Regions from separate parts of the Mus musculus genome. Here region 2 is linked to region 1. The links are chromatin loops, found by intact Hi-C in ENCODE. Cell type or tissue: gastrocnemius. All regions are shown on one strand. Each heading gives the region's core, and the rest is flanking DNA. Links, peaks and the distances in the headings are about the cores only.

Region 1 (5,503 bases), core at 801-4,800:
TACACAAGAGTCAGGCAAACCCACATTAGGTGACCCCGCAGTCTTTCTACTTACATGTCTAACAGAGCCTGAAGATTCATTTCCAGAAGATAATTCACACTGGTCAGCGTTTCTTCTACTATAATTTGCATATTTACGCCTACACGTCCGTTGTCTAGACTGGGACACCAAAACCATCGAATTGGACTACAACATGAAGAAGCATGGGCATCAGTATGACAAAATTGCCATTGTATGGAGTCAACTTTAAATGGCTTTAAAGGAGACAAAGATTAAAAATAATTTTGTTAACTCAAGTCGGTATTTTTTACTTTTAGTTCCTTGGAAAGCTTTAAAAACAGGCCACAGCAGCTCATGAGCCTCATGCCCACACTGCCTTACATGTCCACGATGCCATGAATGACATGAAGCTACACTCAACAGGGAGTCAAGGGCTGGGGTGTACTCAGTTGGTAAATGTCTGAAACCTAGTACAACCCTTAGAGTTGTTCCCAGAATCCCACAGACCTGCGTGCCGGCATACACCTGTGCAATCTCACCACTCTAAAGATAGAAGCTTGCAGTATCTTTGACTATGCAATGGTTTAAAAAAGAAAAAAAAAAGATAAAATTCAGAAGCTTAAAATATAGCTGGGGGCCTGGAGAGTTGGCTCAGTGGATAAGAGCACTGACTGCTCTTCCGAAGGTCCTGAGTTCAAATCCCAGCAACCACATGGTGGCTCACAGCCATCTGAGATCTGATGCTCTCTTCTGGTGTTGTCTGAAGACAGCTACAGTGCACTTACATATGATAAATAGAAAAAAAAAAATCACTGGGTGGGTGAACATATACAGCTCTTCCAAAGGTCTAGAGTTCAATTCCCAGCACAAATGTCTAGGTAATCCAACACCTTCTAGTCTCCACAGGCAAACACACAAATAAATCTTTAAAAAAAAAAAGTTTCCAGGCAGTGTTGGCACATGCCATCAATCCCAGCACCCAGGAGGCAGAAGCAGGTGGATGTCTCTGAGTTCAAGGCCAGCATGATCTACAGAGCATATTCCAGGATAGCCAGGGTCACACAAAGAAACTGTCTTGAAAAAAATCTAAAGACAAAAGTTTGCCAGAAATTTAAGGTCTTCCTTGGCTACAGAGCTTGGAGGCCAGAGAGATGGCTCAGAGGTTAAGAGCACTGACTACTCTTCCAGAGGTCCTGAGTTCAAATCCCAGGAACAACATAGTGGCTCACAACCATCTGTAATTCAAGCCGATGCCCTCTTCTGGTGTGTCTGAAGAGACAGTGTATTCATATAAAATAAATACATGAATCTTTAAAAACAGAGACAAAAAGCTTGGCTACATGAGATATTACTACCTCTTCTATGCTCACCAAAGAGAGGGGGACAAGACTTCCACTGTTGGAGCTTCAAGAGTACAAAGACCTACACAGCAGCCACATGAGCTGTGACAGTGGCTACCTCAGAAAGCCAGTCAGCAGCTGTAAAAGGACAGGAAGACATCTTAATGTATGGTCATTAGACCTAACTGACAGTTCAGCATGGTGGTGATGGTGGCAGAGGTGAGTGCCTTTAATCCCAGCGCACCCAGGAGACACAGGCAGTCTCAAAAAGAAACCCTGTCTCAAAGAAAACAAAACAAAAAGAACTCAATAGTTCTATGTTGGCTTTAAATGCCCAACAAAAGACTTTAAGCAATAAATACTATACTTTGGAAAGCTATTGCTGTTTTTATAAATCACAAAAAACACTGAATTCTAATTTTATGATAATTTCCTCATTCCCAAGAAAGGAGAATCAAGTTACCTTTTGTGGGACCTGGAAAGTCTTCTTCTTTCTCCCTATTACATACAGGTTCCTCTCCTCCTCGCCTCTCTCTATGCGAATGTCTTCCAACCGCCTACAAAATTAAGGCTATGGTGACAGAGGTTCTTGGACTGAGGTACACAGTTAACAGTACATCACTGCAGCTTTAGAGGCTACTGGGCCCACAGCACCTCAAAACAGCACACAAAGCTATTGAAATGAGAAGACGCTTCAGCTGCCCGAGCCCCGCCACTGGCAGGCAGGAGCAAGCGCAGCGCCTCATCACGGTCAAGACTCACCTGGCTACCCCAAAACCACTAACTACAAGTTTAGATTTTATGTATGTATTTATCTTTCTTTTTTTTTTAAGGTTTATTTATTATTGTACATAAGTACACTGTAGCTGACTTCACACGCACTGGAAGAGGGCGTCAGATCTCATTATGGGGGTTGTGAGCTACCATGTGGTTGCTGGGATTTGAACTCAGGACTTTTGAAAGAGCAGTCAGTGTTCTTACTCACTGAGCCATTTTGCCAGCCCCTTATCTTTTTTTTATTAAAAACAAAACCTCAGTTTATGTGAAGACCTATTCATATTAACTACAAAATATTCATTAATTGGCATTATGTATCGACCCATTAGAACCAATACAACTAGACAGCCCATTTCATTGCTTCCAAGCGTCTCCAAGATTATACTTCCTTTCTGCAAATAAAATTAAAAGCAACATTTTTCTTATACAAAGAATTCAACCCCATGTTTTAGGCCTCTCATTTAAACAAAAATAGCAGTGCTACTCATTTCTCTGTCTCCTTATCAAGTCAATAACACTGTTCAGATGATTACAACAGGAATAATTTCAAACCTTGGAGCACGTTACCATAGGCTAAAAATGGCCTTTGTCTTCACTGTGTAAAAGACTCAGGGTCCCTTGGTTCTAATTTGAAAACTCCTAGAAACACCTGACTTGATATAAAATCTCAATGTATCTTAGCCATGCTACATAAGAATGTACAAAGAACAAAAACTGATTTCTAAGAAAATAAATAAATAAATAAATAAATAAAAAGACAAAAAAAGCAAAAAACAAAAACAAAAAACAAAAACCGGCTGGGCAGTGGTGGCACATGCCTTTTAATCCCATCACTTGGGAAGCAGAGGAAGGTAGATCTAAGCTAAAGAAAAAAGAATGAAGGTTTGTCCAGTTTTTTACAGACCTAGTTTACTACTGGATGTTAAGAGTAGGGGCTAGAGAGATGACTCAGCAGTTAAGACCTGATCCAGAGGTCATGAGGTCAAATCCCAGCAACCACTTGGTGGCGCACAACCATCTGTAATGGGATTCAATGCCCTCTTCTGGTGTTTCTTAAGACAGCGACAGTGTACTCACATACATAAATAAAATAAATAAATCGTAAAATAAAATAAAATATAAAATGACATCCTCCTAATAGTTATGGACCTGAACATGCCAGGCGGTGCCTCTGGAACAACTACTCTCCGCTTCCAAGCCTGGAGGTCACGCTCTGTAGCAATCTGACTCCGAGGAGCGTTCTGATGCATCTGACGAACACCTTCAACCTGCCCACTCCGACGGAGACCGATGTTTGGAGGAGACTGAATGTCTAAACTCAGTCTTCTAAAACCTAGAAGAAAAATATCAGGAAGTATTTTTAAAGTATTTCCAGTTATTATGTTCATTTAGCACACAGTAACAGTGCATTCCTCCTACTAGGACACACCTTTTTCCAAACCAGAAAAAGGACAGACATACTAAAAACAGCTATAAGAAGAAAGCTTTAACATAACTAAAACCACAATGTAGAATACTTATCATTAATTGGTAAACTGCCACTTGAACTTTTTCTATACATTCTGAAATTATAAAATACACAAATGTATTCCATTGCATCTTTATTTCAAAACAGTTTGTTTTTTGGGAAAACCTTTGCTAAGGATAGATGCCCCACTAAACTGGGGAAGCTATATAACAAGAACACTGTTACAGTCTAGGCTACTGAGCAGGCAACTAGCAAACCATCTGAACACCGGCTTCGTGGGATCTTTCTCTGTGGGCCTTACACACACACGCACGCACGCACGCACGCACGCACGCACGCACGCACACACGCTACACAAACATAACACAAATATGCACACACTCTCACACAGACATAAAAATTAGAATAATTCTAACAATAAAAATTTTCATAATTACCACAAAAGAGCAGAGATGGCTCAGGAGTTAAGAGCATTTCCTGTTAGTACAAAGGACCTGAGGTCAGGTCAGTTCCCAGCACCTCCATCAGGTGCTCTAACTCCATGAAGGCTACATAGCTCTAAGCACTCTCTTCCAGCCCCGCAAGTACTTGGACACAAACGGCAGACACTCAAACAGGCAAGCACACACACACACAACAGAAATAATCTGGGCTGAAGAGATGGTTCAGCGGTTAAGAGCACTTGCTGCTCTTGTAAAGGACCCAGGTCAGATCCCAGCTCACAACTAGCTGTGACTCTAGCCCTTTTTGGCCTAAATGGGTACTCACAGACATATGCATACATACATGTGCACATAGGTTCCTTCAGAACCATGTCTGCCTGCATGCCATTGTTTTCTGCCACGTCAATAATGAACTAAACCTCTGAAACGTAAGCTAGACTCAAATGTTTTTCTTTATAAGAGTTGTGGTGGTCATGGTATCTCTTTATGGAAATGAAACTCGTAGGACCCCATCAGGCTGTCACCGTGCAGCAGTACCGGAGTCTCCTGGGTCTCTGAGCACACGAGATAAACACTCATCAGTGTCAGTCGTGCTCATTAGAACTCAGCTTCATTTCCATTTTCAAATACCCAGCTTTGCTTCTCTAATTATTTACCAGGGTATAAGAGGATATTGGCCTCTTACCTATTAGGATAGTTTAATAAAACTAAGTATCATTTACCTGTGACATCGTGGCGCTTACCTTATGTTTTTTTTTTTAATCAACACTGACTTAGTAAGAAAGGAAAGTCTCTACTCAACTAGGCTGCACAAAAGACGTGAATGCCAAAGCAAGAGAAAGCTAAAGTAGTTTTCATTTAAAAATAATGTTGTCTGCTCTCATTTAATATACTCTGAAAACCTACCCCACAGCTAAGACCGTTGACAGACTTTCAGAGTACTTAACAAACTTCATATCCACTTATAACTCCTTTTTTTTTTTTTTTTTTTTCTTTGAGTAACAAAGCAATTTTCAGAATACTACTTAGCTGTTCTTGGGTTCTGAGGTGCATGCATCTGGCAATGAAGCCACATCTCTTTATTTTATTACTCTCGCACAGAATTTTATTTGTACTCACTCCCTCTTCGGGGTGTCCCTTCCCCACTGGGAAGTCCATTTGCAGTCCCATCCTGATCCACTCCCAGTCTCTGGTCTTGCTGCTGCTGCAGCTGCCTAATCATGCCATCCAAGACGCTGGACTCTGGGCTTGCATCTCCACTGTCGTTGGTATGCAGGCTTATAATCTGTTCAATCACCTCCCCATCACCTGCAAAGTCACACACTCATCTGTCATCGTGATACATAGGAAGAACAGGCTGGACATGAAGCTCAGGGGTGGTACCCTGAGCAAAGGAAAACAGAAGCAAAGCACTGTGGTAAGGTAGTTCCCAAGAACTAACCTGTTAGGAAGACCCTACACAACAGGGGAGTAAC
Region 2 (5,503 bases), core at 638-4,637, 110 kb after region 1:
CTCCCTGAAGACCCCTGCACACTCCCTAAAGGTTTAATAATAGCCTATGTTCTCCCAATTAAACAAGCTGTCTTATTGAAGCCTGTCTCCCGAGAGTCTGTTCTCTCCTCCTGAGGTCTCCTTCCCTGACTGTGCCTCTCACACCCACCCCCACGCTCCACCTCAGGATCTGCTGGTTGTGACCACAGGTCATGTTGCTATGGGGTGGGGAAGCAGAGCCCTAATGACATGTTTCCTGTTTAAGCATCCTTTATAGGGGCCCTGATTTTTTAAATTCAAAGCTTTTGTATTTATGTATGTATTTAATGTGCACTGGTGTTTTGCCTGCATGTATGTCTGTGTGTGTCAGATTCCCTGGAACTGGGAATCTAGTTGTGAGCTGCCATGTGGGTGCTGGGAATTGAACCTAGGTCTTTTGGAAGAGCAGCCATCTTAACCACTGAACCATCTCTCCAGCCTCCCCTCCCCCTGATTTTTCTTTTTTTTTTTTCTTTTTTGCAACCCCACAAAAGAAAAACAAAAACTTGTGGAGATTGTAGCGTGTTGCGCAGTATACCCTTTGTCCACACGTCTTTGCCAGCGAACACTGTAAATGTTCGTTGCAATGAGTCATTACTCTGGTTTGAGGCCTCTGGCTTCTGCTCTCCGTCATTGGGTCCTCACCTGGACTCCTCTGGTGTCCTGTCCTTGCCCTGTGTCATGGAGATGCTGCAGCTTTGGATCTGCAGGATCAGCCACTTCATGTGCTCCCAGAGTTCATGGATTGTGTAGATGTTGGGATGGGTGGGCAAGCTCGAATTCCTGGATCTGGGCCTTGGGGGTAGCTGAGTCGGTCGGCCTGCCAGCTCTCCTGCACCCATACCACCAGGGCAGGGTCTCCAATACTGACCTGGCTAGCCTTCCTGAGTGCTACAGGTGGCAAGGAGCAGGGCCAACTCCAGGCAGCAAGGGATGTGGAGGGGGAGGGAGGTTGGTTCTCTGATTTTGAATGATAGCTCTGTGACTTTTTAAAAATGTTGGCCTTTAAAAATACTTATTTTTTTATGTGGATGGTGTTTGGCCTGCATGTGTGATGTATGTCTGTGTATCATCTGCCTGCATGTATGATGTATATCTGTGTATCACCTGCATTCATGTATGTATGTCTGTGTATCACCTGCCTGCATGTATGATGTATATCTGTGTATCACCTGCATGCATATATGTATGTCTGTGTATCACCTATCTGCATGTATGATGTATGTCTGTGTATCACCTGCCTGCATGTGTGATGTATGTCTGTGTATCACCTGCCTGCATGTGTGGTGTATGTCTGTGCATCACCTGCATGCCTGGTGTCCATGGATTCAGAAGAAGTTGTTGGATCCCCTAGAACTGGAGTTATAGATGGTTGTGAACCACCATGTGGGTGCTGGGATTGCACCCCAATCCTCTAAAAACAAGCACTCTTAGCTGCTGTGAACGTTAGAGACTTTGGTCCATTCCTATTTTTTTTTTCTCCAGGGTGGACCAGATTGGAATAACTCTCCCTTTGAGTGGAGAACAGTGGGCATTAGAGAGGAAGGTTTGCAAACCCTGTTCCTTGTCCACTGTGCAGCCTTCAGGGTGACTCACAGTGCTGGCCCCAGCCCAGGGGCTTTAACTGCGAGTTCCTTATGGGGCCTCGGCTTGTGTGCCTGGACTGTCTGCCGACACTGCCAGGGTCAAGGGTGTGGCTCTGGCTGTTACTGAGGTTGCCTTTCTTTGTGGCAAGCAGAGGGGTCCTCTGAGCTGGGGGTGGTGCCATTGCTATGGGCCAGCTAAACTTTACATACTCCCTCTTTTCATCTTTAAAACCAGCAGAGCTATTTTAAAGATTGGGCAAACAGCAGTTTTCCCCCTGAACCCTTGAAGGTAAGTTGACAGCCCTCTGCTGTTCTGTACTTTGTGAGTGAGCAAAGGTCTTGGCTGTAATACTGGTGACAAACGTGTCACTGACGTCCAGTTTGAAGGCCTGCTTTGGTGTCCCCTCATGAGAAGAGGGCTCTTTCCAGCAGTGCTGTGTTTGGAGGGTCCTGGACAATGCTGTGTTACTGCTCATCCATTTGTTGGTGAGGCTTGTCTCTGGCGATTTCTGCCACTGGCCTGGCCTGCACCTTTCTGCACCAGGGTGTGACCACCTAGTCCTGGGACCCTGACAAGCCCTGACAGGTGGTGGGCGCCACCTGGTGGCCGCTGTGGCATGTATCCGGAACACACACCGATGCCGGCCTCCTCCCTGCCAGATTTCCAGGGTGCTGCAGAAGGATGCAGAGCAGGAGTCACAGATGAGGGCAGAGATCCAGGGCATGAAGCAGGAGCTGTCCACCGTCAACATGATGGACGAGTTTGCCAGATACGCCAGGCTGGAAAGGAAGATCAACAAGATGACGGACAAGCTCAAAACGCACGGTACTCGTCTTGCAGCCATGATGGAGGGAGGGGCGGGTGGGAGCAGGGGGGGTGTCTTTGTGTGTGGATTTGAGGTACATGTGTTACTTCTCGTTTGCTGGTAAACCCTTTGCTTTCTTTCTTGTTTTTCGAGACAGGGTTTCTCTGTAGCCCTGGCTGTCCTGGAACTCACTTTGTAGACCAGGCTGGCCTCGAACTCAGAAATCCTCCTGCCTCTGCTTCCCAAGTGCTGGGATTAAAGGCGTGTGCCACCATGCCCAGCTAACCCTTCTATATCCAGAAATCCTTGTAGACTTTTCTTCAGAGCCAATTTGTCCTCTGCAGATTTTAACTCTTGAGACTGGCACTTTGCTGAGGGCAGTCCAGACAAAGAACACACAGTGAGTCCTCAGGGTACTTGGCACTCTCAGGAGCAGCTCCTGTGTGAGTAGAGGACTGTGCACACTTGAGTCCCAGTATTCTGAGGCAGAGTCAGGCAGCTCACTAGCCAGGGCTTCATAGTGAGGTCCTGTCTATCTGTTTGTCTCTTCTTTCTCCTCCAGAGAGCAATGTGTCCCGAAAGCCCCTGCTGGGCTGTGTAAGGTGGAGCAGGCTGTGCAGAACACAGGCTTGGGAGGGCTGGGCTCCTGTAGGAGGCTCAGAGATGGTGCAGGTTAGAAAATGTGGGTGATGTTTAGCTCTGTCGATGAGTGAGCGGCAAGTGCGTTGGGGAAGAGTCTCTCAGGCTACAGTGACTTCAAGATGCAGGCTGAGTGGGTGTCTACTCAAACAATAGCATAGCCACCCAACTTGAAATTTCGTAAATTGGCAACAGAGTAAGAGATTTATTACACACACTGTTGTCCTGTTTGATGTTTCTGAGTGTGTTGGTTATCAATCAGCGATTAGAGAGAGCGCGTTTAGTGAGGGAAATGTCACTTCCGAGTGTTCAGGTGTGTTCTCAGTTTTGCAGGATTGACTCCTGTTTCACCGTGGTTTTGTTTCCCTTTCAGTGAAGGCACGGACAGCTCAGTTGGCCAAGATCAAGTGGTTTATAAGTGTTGCTTTCTACATACTACAAGTGAGTGTCGCCTGGGCTCTGACTGCACGGCTGTGATTATTTTCCCTTTGCCTGCTTGTGTATGTGCACATGTGTGTAGGCATCTTCCTGTGTGTGCAGGTGCACACGCGTGTACAGAGGCCAGAGGGGGATGTGGTGTCTTTCTTGACTGCTCGGCTCTCCATCCTCTATCCCAGGGCAGGTTCTTTCACGTCAATGTAAAACTTGCCTTGCGATCTAGTCAGTTTGCTTAGGCCAGCCTGCGTCTACCTCCCCAGTGCTGGGATTAAAAGCGTGCACCGACTTGACAATTGCCTTTCTTTTCTTTTCCTCTTTAAGTTTATTCATTTCTGTGGGCGGGTGTTTTGCTTGCATAAATGTTTGCACACCATGTATGTACCTGGTGTCCTTAGGAGTCAGAAGAGGATATTAGATTCCCTGGGACTGGAGTCAGAGACAGATGTGAGTCACCGGGTGGGTGCTGGGATTTGAACCTGGATCTTCTGGAAGAGCAGGCAGTGCTCAGCAGAGCCAGCCATCTTGTCCGCTTCCCGCTCTCCCCCATTTTTCTCACTACCGGGGTGGGGTTGGGGTGGGGTTGTGTTCTTTGCCTTCTGGATGCTGCTTCCGGTACTGCACAGAGACTCATCCACAAAGCCTCGGGCATCCATCCTGCCCTCCTCAGTCCGAGCGTTTCAGCACAGCCTTCAGGACCACAGAAGGTGCTTCTGGGAAAGGAGAAGAGGTGAAACATTAGTTGTCACCAGCTTGGAGCTGACTTGGGTGACAGAGGGATTGTGGAATCCTGGCTGCTTTTATACTGACTGGGGCAGACTCAGCTCACTTAAATAAATAAATAGTGGATGTGTGGCATCTATATTAAAACAGGGAAATGCCAGTTCCCACAAGAAGGCCCACCCCCACCCCCCCTGTCACCAGTGTGAGATGTTTTTGTCTGGAGTTGTGTGTGTGTGTGTGTGTGTGTGTGTGTGTGTGTGTGCACGTTCGCGTACACTCGAGTGATGGAGTTGTGAGGCCCCCACTCACCGCAGGCTTCTTCCAGGCAGCGCTGATGATCTCGCTCATTTGGAAGTATTACTCCGTCCCTGTGGCTGTGGTGCCCAGCAAGTGGATCACCCCACTAGACCGCCTGGTAGCCTTTCCTACTCGAGTAGCAGGTAATTGTTTTCTGGAAATACGGTGGTGGTGGGAGATTAGATGATCTGACTTCATCCTTGCTGTCCCCTCAGCAAGCCGCACCTCTTGTCCCAGCCTTCTGTGGTCTGGAGAAGCTACTTGCCAGGGGCAGAGTTACATCCCCGGTACCCAGAGGCCACTTCTCCCGGTGTCTCCCTCTCTGAGTAGCTTGCTTATCTTGGCTGTTGCCTTTGAGTTTTGAAAGTTCCTTTGGATGTTAAAGGTTATTCATGTCATTGAAGAATGAGTAGACATGTAGGAATATTTTTTCGGGTTGGGTTTTCTTGAGACAGGGTCTCACTGTGTGGCCCTGATTGGCTTGGAACTAGATTTGTAGACCAGGCTAGCCCCAAACTCACAGACATCTATTTACCTTCCCCAGTTCCTAGTACTGGGGTTAAAGGCATGCTCCTCCATGCCCTGGCAACATAGGAACTATTTTTTTAAACCATGCCAGTTGGCATACTTTCAGTCTAGCACTTAGGAGGCAAGCAGGAGGATCTCTGAGTTTTAGGCCTTCCCTCTTGGTCTACATAGGGAGTTTCAAGCCAGCTGTGCTTCAAAAAAAAAAAAAAAAGGCACTCCGCCTACAAAATCCATTTGGTTACAGACAAACCCTTAATGTTTCTGTTTCTTCCAGCCTTTCTTGCTGTCTGTTTTGAAGTGGTCAAGGTCACCTGATGTTTTATCCCTTTTCCCTCGATGTTGCAAGCCCACTCAGGAAAATACCACAGTGGGCGGCTTAAACACACAGACCGGGGATCACTAGGACCCATTTTGTGGTTCATAAGTGGCACCCTCTCAGGGGCCCTTGGGTAGGAGGAGGAAAGTCAGGCT

Evidence for each region. Hi-C counts contacts between places; a loop is a spot of excess contacts. Peaks named below come from ENCODE experiments on the same cell type or tissue, not always from the same donor. Only the 100,000 strongest peaks of a DNase experiment are listed, where the experiment ranks them.
Region 2: it touches region 1 in a loop (5-fold over the local background); 15 of 42 quality-filtered maps call a loop at or near these places.

What each region holds. Positions count from the first base shown.
Region 1 is chr16:96,041,198-96,046,700 of GRCm38, forward strand. Brwd1 (bromodomain and WD repeat domain containing 1) reads right to left here. Exons shown (of 42, transcript NM_145125.3): 18 at 5,148-5,336; 19 at 3,267-3,450; 20 at 1,804-1,897; 21 at 55-186. Among named protein-coding and RNA genes, the nearest start is that of Brwd1, 38 kb to the right of the region's middle. In gastrocnemius, for the core only: a CTCF peak has its summit at 3,116 (motif pointing left); a DNase peak (open chromatin) is centred at 3,133; H3K27ac peaks cover 851 bases.
Region 2 is chr16:96,149,549-96,155,051 of GRCm38, forward strand. Get1 (guided entry of tail-anchored proteins factor 1) reads left to right here. Exons shown (of 5, transcript NM_207301.3): 2 at 2,265-2,430; 3 at 3,423-3,490; 4 at 4,533-4,647. Among named protein-coding and RNA genes, the nearest start is that of Get1, 6.9 kb to the left of the region's middle. In gastrocnemius, for the core only: a CTCF peak has its summit at 2,193 (motif pointing left); DNase peaks (open chromatin) are centred at 1,647 and 2,214; H3K27ac peaks cover 510 bases.